Regions from separate parts of the Homo sapiens genome. Here region 2 is linked to region 1. Evidence: chromatin contacts called from ENCODE Hi-C or POLR2A ChIA-PET data. All regions are on one chromosome and are shown on one strand. Each heading gives the region's core, a stretch centred on a gene start or an enhancer-like site at or near the end of the contact. The rest is flanking DNA. Distances are from core to core; before and after follow the strand shown. Region 1 holds the start of TOE1 (target of EGR1, exonuclease). Region 2 holds the start of NSUN4 (NOP2/Sun RNA methyltransferase 4).

Evidence for each region. Hi-C counts contacts between places; a loop is a spot of excess contacts on that map. ChIA-PET counts read pairs that join two places held with the same protein, here RNA polymerase II (POLR2A). Pooled maps may share reads with other maps.
Region 2: a pooled map shows a loop between it and region 1 (5-fold over the local background). The contact joins the promoter of NSUN4 here to the promoter of TOE1 in region 1. A Hi-C loop is called at or near these places in 4 of 50 pooled maps. POLR2A ChIA-PET finds 5 or more read pairs at or near these places in 4 of 52 experiments (H1, HEK293T, OCI-LY7 and 1 more).

Annotation. Positions count from the first base shown.
Region 1 is chr1:45,337,313-45,341,492 of GRCh38, forward strand. TOE1 (target of EGR1, exonuclease) reads left to right here and starts at 2,858. Exons shown (of 8, transcript NM_025077.4): 1 at 2,858-2,992; 2 at 3,761-3,903; 3 at 3,991-4,031; 4 at 4,161-4,180. The coding sequence starts at 2,941. It overlaps MUTYH (mutY DNA glycosylase), which reads right to left and starts at 2,658. Exons shown (of 16, transcript NM_001048174.2): 1 at 2,587-2,658. RefSeq lists enhancers at 2,180-2,847, 2,848-3,516, 2,869-3,218, 3,517-4,180.
Region 2 is chr1:46,339,207-46,343,195 of GRCh38, forward strand. NSUN4 (NOP2/Sun RNA methyltransferase 4) reads left to right here and starts at 1,601. Exons shown (of 6, transcript NM_199044.4): 1 at 1,601-1,713. The coding sequence starts at 1,621. RefSeq lists enhancers at 2-801, 1,462-1,671, 2,799-2,888.

The DNA.
Region 1 (4,180 bases), core at 1,608-4,107:
ACATCCAGCTAATTTTTGTATTTTTGTTAGAGACAGGGTTTCACCATGTTGCCCAGGCTAGTCTCCACCTCCAGAGCTCAAGCAATCAACCCGCCTCGGCCTCCCAAAGTGCTGGGATACAGGCATGAGCCACGGCGCCTGGTGACACCCCATTATATTCTTTTATTTTCTTTCTTTTCTCTTTTTTTCTCCCTCCCTCTTTCCTTCCTTCCTTTTTTCCTTTTTCTTTCTTTTTTAAATACTGTAGGCCTTTACTATGGGTCATTAAATTCTTGAGCAAGCTGGTTGTGGTGGCTCAACACTGTAATCCTGCTACTCTGGAGGCTGAAGTGAAGAACAGCTTGAGCCCAGAAGGTCGAGGCTGCAGTGAGCTATGATTGTGCCACTGCACTCCACCCTGGGCTCAGCAAGACCTTGTCTCTTAAAGAAAAAAAAAGATTGAGCAAATATTTATAGAGCCCCCTAATATGTGCCAAGCAGTTTTAGGCACTTGGCATACTTCAGTAAATAAAACATCAAAAGTTCCTGCCCTCAGGGAGCTTATATTCTAATGGGGACAGAAAAGGAATAATGAACATAAGTAAATTCCATAAGATGTTAGGTGATAAATATTAGCATAAAAAGCAAAAATTAGACCAAGAGGGGAAAAAAAAGAGTGCCAAGGTGGGGTTTAATGTTGCAATTTTAAAGACTGTGGTCAAGGTAGACCCAAAGCATTCTAAGTGAGTGCAAAGGCCCCAAGGAGGGTGCCTGGTATGTCTGTGGTACAGTAAGTAGGTCAATGTGGTTAGAATGGAATGAGATGGGACTGAGTGGTAGAAGAGGTCAGAGAAGTAAACCAGATGAGGTGGGGAGAGGAGGGTCACAAAGTACCTTATAGGCCATTGGAGGGATTTGGCTGCCACACCCTTGCTCTTAGAAGGCAGTCCTCTTACTACAGCCTTGCAGGTCCAGTGATCCGGGCACCATCCGCCTCATCCCCTCACTATGCTCTAGCCAAGGTTGACTGAATTTAGTTGCTTAAACACCTCAAGTGTGTCTGCCCACCTTGGGGCCTCACACAATCCATTTCCTCTGTTTGGACTCTTTTATGCTTTTACCTAACACCTTATCATTTTTCAAGTCTTGACTGAAATGTCCAAATCAGGTCCCCTCATCTTATCCTATCACATATTTCTGCCTTGTAGCTCTTACCTAATGTAATTTTACATTACTTTGATTCTTTCCATCAGTGTGTACTTCCTGAATTTGACTGTAAAAAACGACTTGAGTGCAAGGACTGATTCTCTTGTTGATTGGTGTGTGTCCAAAGTCAGTGCCAGGTAAACTGTACACAATAGATACCTGTTAAATGAATTAATGGGATGGGGGATAGTCAAAAGAGTTTCCCTTTTTTAGGATAGGAGAAATCCAAAGAGTTTTTTTATTTTTGTTTTTTTTTTGTTTGTTTGTTTTGTTTTTAGAGACAGTGTGTCCCTCACTTTGCTGCTCTGCCACTCAGGCTGGAGTGCAATAAGAACATGGCTCACTGCAGCCTCGACCTCCTGGGCTCAAGCCATCCTCTCACCTCAGCCTCCTGTAGCTGGGACTACAGGTGCGCACCACCATGCCCAACTAATTTTTAATTTTCTTTTTGTAGAGACAAGGTTTCACTATGTTGCCCAGGCTAGTCTTGAACTCCTAGGGTCAAGCGATCCTCCCACCTTGGCCTCCTAAGATGATTACAGGCCATAAGCCACTGCGCCCGGCCCAAGCAGTTCTGAATAATGATGAAATGGGCTCAGTTGAGAGAAGCTGAAGATTAACTATAAACAATGAGTAACAAAGGAGCACTGGAAGGCAGAGGTGGATGGGAATCGTAGTGTTTACGGAGGGACTAGTCTCCAATAGGAATTTTTTTTTTTTTTTTTTTTTTGAGACGGAGTTTCGCTCTTGTTGCCTAGGCTGAAGTGCAAAATGGCGTGATCTCGGCTCACCGCAACCTCTGCCTCCCAGGTTCAAGCGATTCTCCTGCCTCAGCCTCCCAAGTAGTGGGATTACAGGCGCCCGCACCATACCCAGCTAATTTTTTTTGTACTTTTAGTAGAGACGGGGTTTCACCATGTTGGCCAGGCTGGTTTTGAACTCCGGACCTCAGGTAATCCGCCCGCCTCGGCCTCCCAAAGTGCTGGGATTACAGGCGTGAGCCACCGCGCCCGGCCTAGGAACCTCTTTCAAATTCAATCACCCTCTAGGTCGACTATACCGCCTAGCTGCTTCACAATTTGTCCCTTCCTCGCCATCCATACTGCCAGCCTTAATTCAAGTTCACATTATCACTTGATTGGATTATTACAAAAGCTTCCCTACCAATCGGTCGCTCTTACACCCTGGGCAGCCTCCTCCGATGGCCCACTCCCCGCCTCTTTCACTTTCTGGAGATCACTGAGCTCTCCATCCTCTCTGGGAATTTACCGATGCCCAGAACGCCCTTCTTTCCCCCACACGACCCTCTCCTAGTCTAACTCCTGGGCGTGCTTTAAGCTCAGCTCAGGCAGCGTCACCTTCTCTGGAAAGCCCAAACCCAGCCACCCCACTACCCGCTACCCGCGGCCCACGCTGATGAAGACAGCAGAACACGGAGGCCCCGCGTTCCCGCCGCGAGAGCAGGAGAGAAAGATTACCTCCCGCGAGCTCTAGCGCGCCCGGCTTTCCGGCGCACTCCAGGGGGCGTGGCTCGGGTCCACCCGGGCTGCGAGCCGGCAGCACAGGCCAATAGGCAATTAGCGCGCGCCAGGCTGCCTTCCCCGCGCCGGACCCGGGACGTCTGAACGGAAGTTCGACCCATCGGCGACCCGACGGCGAGACCCCGCCCCATCCCCGACTGCCTGAACCGCGCCAGGAGACGGACCGCAAGTCCAGCGTACCCACAGACGACTCAGGCGGGAGACGAGCGGTGTCATGGCCGCCGACAGTGACGATGGCGCAGTTTCAGCTCCCGCAGCTTCCGACGGTGAGCGGCTTCCCAGAGGTAGCCTTCAAAGCCTCTGCGCTCTGGGAGAGGGGAAGGCCTCGGGCTCATAGTTCTAGAGGCTCCTCAAGCTTCAGAGGACTGCTCCTTCCGCCTGAACTAGCCACGAGGAGACTACAAGTTCCGTTGTACACCGCGGCTCCGGCTGCAAAAGCCTGGAGCGTTGGGAGCATGGGGCTGATGGAGGCATGGCGGGAGATGTAGTCTGGAGCTCATAACGGTTAGTAGTAATAGTTGTGATTCAGTTCAGTGGAGTGGATTGAGCGTTGTGATCCAAAGGAAGGTAGGACGTATTGGGAGCTCTGGTGTGGGGCACTGCCAGGCTCTGGGGCTTACTGGGAGCTGTTGCTTGTGGCGCTGGGGCACCATGAGAACAGTAGTATGGATCCCTGTGGGATATTAAGGGAGCTGAGATCCTCAAGCCCTACAAAATGTTTCCTGCAGGACATGGGAAAAAAGAATCAAAGGTCGTCTAGTCCAACTTTCTCCTCTACAGATTGTGAAAGCGAGGTGGGAAGTAATTTACCCAGGCTCATACAAGCCAGTAGAAGACTCAGGCTTCCTCTCCCCAAATTCAGGGCATTCTCCACTCCAAGGCCTGTGTGTAGAACACGTGGGTTACAAAGGCTTGTGGGAAAAGCTACCAATGGAAACTACCCCCCTTACCACCATCACCGTGGCCTAGCTTGGTGTCTGTTCCCCTGGGCTCTTTCCTTAAGCATGAACATCCATCACCCTCCTAACCCCCAGGTGGTGTCAGCAAAAGCACAACATCTGGGGAGGAGCTAGTAGTCCAGGTTCCCGTAGTGGATGTGCAAAGCAACAACTTCAAGGAGATGTGGCCATCCCTCCTGCTAGCCATAAAGACAGCTAATTTCGTGGCTGTGGACACGGTGAGAGTTGGGAAACAAGGAGGGCAGGTGGTTGTGAAGGGGCTGGTGCTAGAGGCCTGTCACAACTCTCCCTTTACCTACCCACAGGAGCTGAGTGGGCTTGGGGACAGGAAGAGTTTGCTGAACCAGTAAGTATAAGCCCTTTTCTCTTTAGTGCCAGCCCTCAACTGTGGAGTGGGGGGGTCACAGACCTGGGTGGTTTGGGTCCTTCATAAGGCTAACTCCTAGCCACAGCAACCCCCATACCCAACCCCAAGGTGCATTGAGGAACGTTACA
Region 2 (3,989 bases), core at 351-2,850, 1.0 Mb after region 1:
CCAGCCTGGAGTGCAGTGGCATGATCTCAGCTCACTGCAACCTCTGCCTCCTGGTTTCAAGTTATTCTCCTGCCTCGGCCTCCCAAGTAGCTGGGATTACAGGCATGAGCCACCATGCCCAACTAATTTTTGTATTTTTAGTAGAGACTGGGTTTCACCACGTTGGCCTGGCTGGTCTCCAACTCCTGACCTCAGGTGATCCACCCACCTCGGCCTCCCAAGTGCTAGGATTACAGGAATGAGCCACAGTGCCGGCCAGCCTTTTTCTTGAAAAATGAACAAAGTGAGCCTGTCACTTCAAGGAAAATAACTGACAGTATTTGTTGCCAATAAGAAAATTCCAAAATTCCACATTCAAATGCCAAATAAGAAAAAGCTTTCGGCTGGGGGCAGCGTGAGCCACCGCGCCCGGCCAAGTTTTGTATTATTTTTCTTAACTATGTCTTCTCAAATTGCGGAAGCGTTAGGCCCCACAACATTTGACATCACCAGTAGGGATCCAGTGGAGAGGAGGGACATGATCAGAAACTGTGTTTTTAAATGATCATTCAACAGCCAATTATCAGGGTGGGTAGGAGTGAGGCAGGGAGATCAAAAGGCAGGGAGATTGGCTGGGATTACAGGCATTGTTACCAGAAAGGGGTCCCGATCCGGACCCCAAGAGAGGTTCATGGATCTCGCACAAGAAAGAATTCAGGGCGAGTCCGCAATGCAAAGTGAGAGCAAGTTTATTAAAGTACAAGAATAAAAGAATGGATAGTCCATAGATAGAGCAGCTCCAAGGGCTGCTTGCCCATTTTTATGGTTATTTCTTGATGGTACGCTAAACAAGGGGTGGGTTATTCACGCCTCCACTTTTTTTTTTTTTTTTTTTTTTTTTGAGACGGAGTCTCGCTTTGTCGCCCAGGCTGGAGTGCAGTGGCGCGATCTGGGCTCACTGCAAGCTCCGCCTCCCGGGTTCACGCCATCCCTCAGCTTCCCGAGTAGCTGGGACTGCAGGCGCCAGCAACCTCGCCCGGCTAATTTTTTGTATTTTTGGTAGAGACGGGGTTTCACCGTGTTAGCCAGGAGGGTCTCGATCTCCTGACCTCGTGATCTGCTCGCCTCGGCCTCCCAAAGTGCTGGGATTACAGGCGTGAGCCACCACGCCCGGCCAGGTCCCGAAACTTAAGCTTCATTTGTTTCACTGCAAATCTGCTTCTGCCTACAAGCCTGGTCTCATTTTCCTCTACCTAAGGATCTTCCTCCATGCAATTTCGGCCTAGGAGGCCCTTCCCGCCCCTTTTCGCCTAGCTAACTCTTTCGGTACTCAACCACCAACTCCTAATCCTCCCTGGTCCCCCAAGTGGGCTAGGGGCTTCTTGGGAGTCCCTCGCACTGCTCTAAGCATCCAGGCAGAGTCATTATTCCGGGTGCCAGGTTGCTCTTTTTCCAGCAGCCTTCAGGGGACTCCTGGCTGGGCGGAGTCTGTAGAGGCGCGCGGAGTCCTGGGAGAGCGTCAGATGTATTTCCTTTCCCTTTTTTCGCTCGTGTCCCGCCGGGTGGCGCTCACCACCTCCCCGGAACACGCGAGTCTCCTGTCGCGGTTCCGGTCGGAATTACCCCGTGGAGCACGCCGATATGGCTGCGCTGACACTGAGGGGTGTCCGGGAGCTGCTGAAGCGTGTGGACCTCGCGACGGTCCCGCGGAGACATCGATATAAGAAGAAATGGGTAAGGTCCGGCTGGGGGCGCAGGAGGGAAAAGTGAGGGTGGAAACTTCTCCAGTCTTTCCGTTTCCCGGCCCTCTAGAACGCCTAGCGTCTTTCCCAAGCACTCCACGGAACGTCCTTAGGCACCTCCCTCTCTCGTCTTTTCCGTCACCGCCTCTGTCCGCACTCTATGTCCCGAGCGTTAGTGTCTTCCACTTGTTACGTCTGCAGTCTCCTGACTCCGCCCAAGTTGCGTCATCACCTTCGCCTTCATTCTTTTAGTGATGTCACTGTCTCTTGTTCCCCAGCTGTGTCCACCTACCTTTCTGTCCCCCACTCCCCCTTTTACTTCCCTCCCTCCCCTCCCCCTTTCCCTTGCCCATTCTTCCCCCACATGACTTCTCCTTTCCTCATTGATTTTCCAGCCCGGTCGCCCTCACCCCTCGGAAAATACCATAGCGACCTTGCCTGCACTCCTGGGTCTCCGCCGCCTTGCAGGAAAGGATTCAGCCCCTTCCTCAACCTCGAGCTGCCTCTGGCGACCGGGCAAGGTTACAGCGACCACCCTGTCCATACTGCCGGCCCAAACCCTGGCAAAAGGTGCAACGAATCCTCTCATCCTCTGGACTCTCCTTGCTTCTCCAGAGACCCTTTTTCTTGCCTCACTGGAAGCCCTGGAATTTCTTCTATGACCGGCACGCCCCCCTGCCCACCCCAGCCGATTCCCTCGCCACCTCCACCATCTCTTCCACCCCCACAACCTTCCTCGCACTCAGGGAGATGGTCTTTTGAGTCCTCTTCCCCACTCCTGGAAAGGACCTACTGCCGCTAGCCCTGCCACTCGGGTTCCCCACTCTCCAGCCCTTATTTTGAGCAGTTCAGCATTCCGGGGTCACCCCCTCTCTGTCAGCGGACACCTTATTGCAGCTGGATGAGTCCCTCCAGAATGCGGCGTCCCTGTCTTCAAGGCACGTACTGTGACCAGCACACTAATCTCTGTTACTCTAGCGGATGGCCTTCAGCTTTTGGAACCAGCCCGGCAACCTCCTTTCCCCTTGCTCATCAGTCCCCGGGAACGAGCCCAGTGACCTCCCCTCAGCTCACTCATGTACCCTTGGAAACTGGACCCATGATTTCGCCTCCTCCTACACATAGGACCCCGGGAACTTGCCTCACGATTTCACCTCCTCTTGCTCGCCGGCCGGTGGAAACTAGTCCTATGGCCTCCCCAACCCTTTCTCACAGAGTTTTGGAAACTGGGCTGATGATCTCTCTGCCCTCTCACTGGTTCTCAGGGAGAAGTTATAATGACCCCCTTCTCTCCCCAGCATCTTCCCCACCTACTGGCAGCTTTTACCATGGCAGCCTTAAGCCTCTAGACTCTTGTGAACCCAAACCACAGCTTGACCTGCCCCTTGAGAAAAATTGTTGTGGCTTCCCACTCTCTTCTCAGGCAGGCATGCCTGGCTCTCCCAGCTCACCTCAGGAGGGCTCTTATCATTACTCCCATCTTTCCTCAGAGGCCTACATACCTACCCCTGGGAGTCCTTGCTATGCCATCTGCCTGTGCCCCGGGAGTACTGATTCTCCTTGCTCACCCCAGTCCCAGGCTCCCAGGAAGGCTTGCATTGAGTCCCTTCTCTCCTGGGAGGCAACTGGGAACTCTTACCTCATCCTAACCCCGGACACCACAACTTCTGGTCCCCCCTGTTCCCAGGAACCATCTCGTCCCCATGGTCCTCATTCTGTCCTTTCCTTCCCTTCACCCCTGGGCAACCAGTTTATATCTCCACCCCAGTCACTTCCCCGCAGAAGCTATAATGAACCCCCTCTTCCCACTCCAGTTTCCCCCCAACCGAAGTCCCCTAAGTCCCCAGAGTTAAGACAGTCACATACTCCCCACAAATGTCTCTCCCTAGTCAACACTCCCCAGCACACCCCTTCTGGCCAGCCCAAGCCCGCTAAGGCCCACACCTGTCCCCCACCTCCCTCCTGCCTCTCTGGTCCTTCTTGTATGCAGCCATACATCACAACTCCTTCAAATTCCAGCCCCAAAGAACTTCCCCCAGGGACTACCTTACTGACTGTGGTCCCTAGAGCTCTCAAAAGTGTTATCCCCACTTCTTTTCCCCTCTGCCTTCCTTGTGATCCTGTCTCGGCCAATAGTTATGCTCAGAGCAGCCGCCATGGACCCTCCATAGGGCCCCCCTGCAATACCCATATATGCTCTGTGGTTCCCTCCACCCCCCATCCCTGCCCACTGTCTGGCTCCCTCAATCATTCGACAGGCCCCCCTCC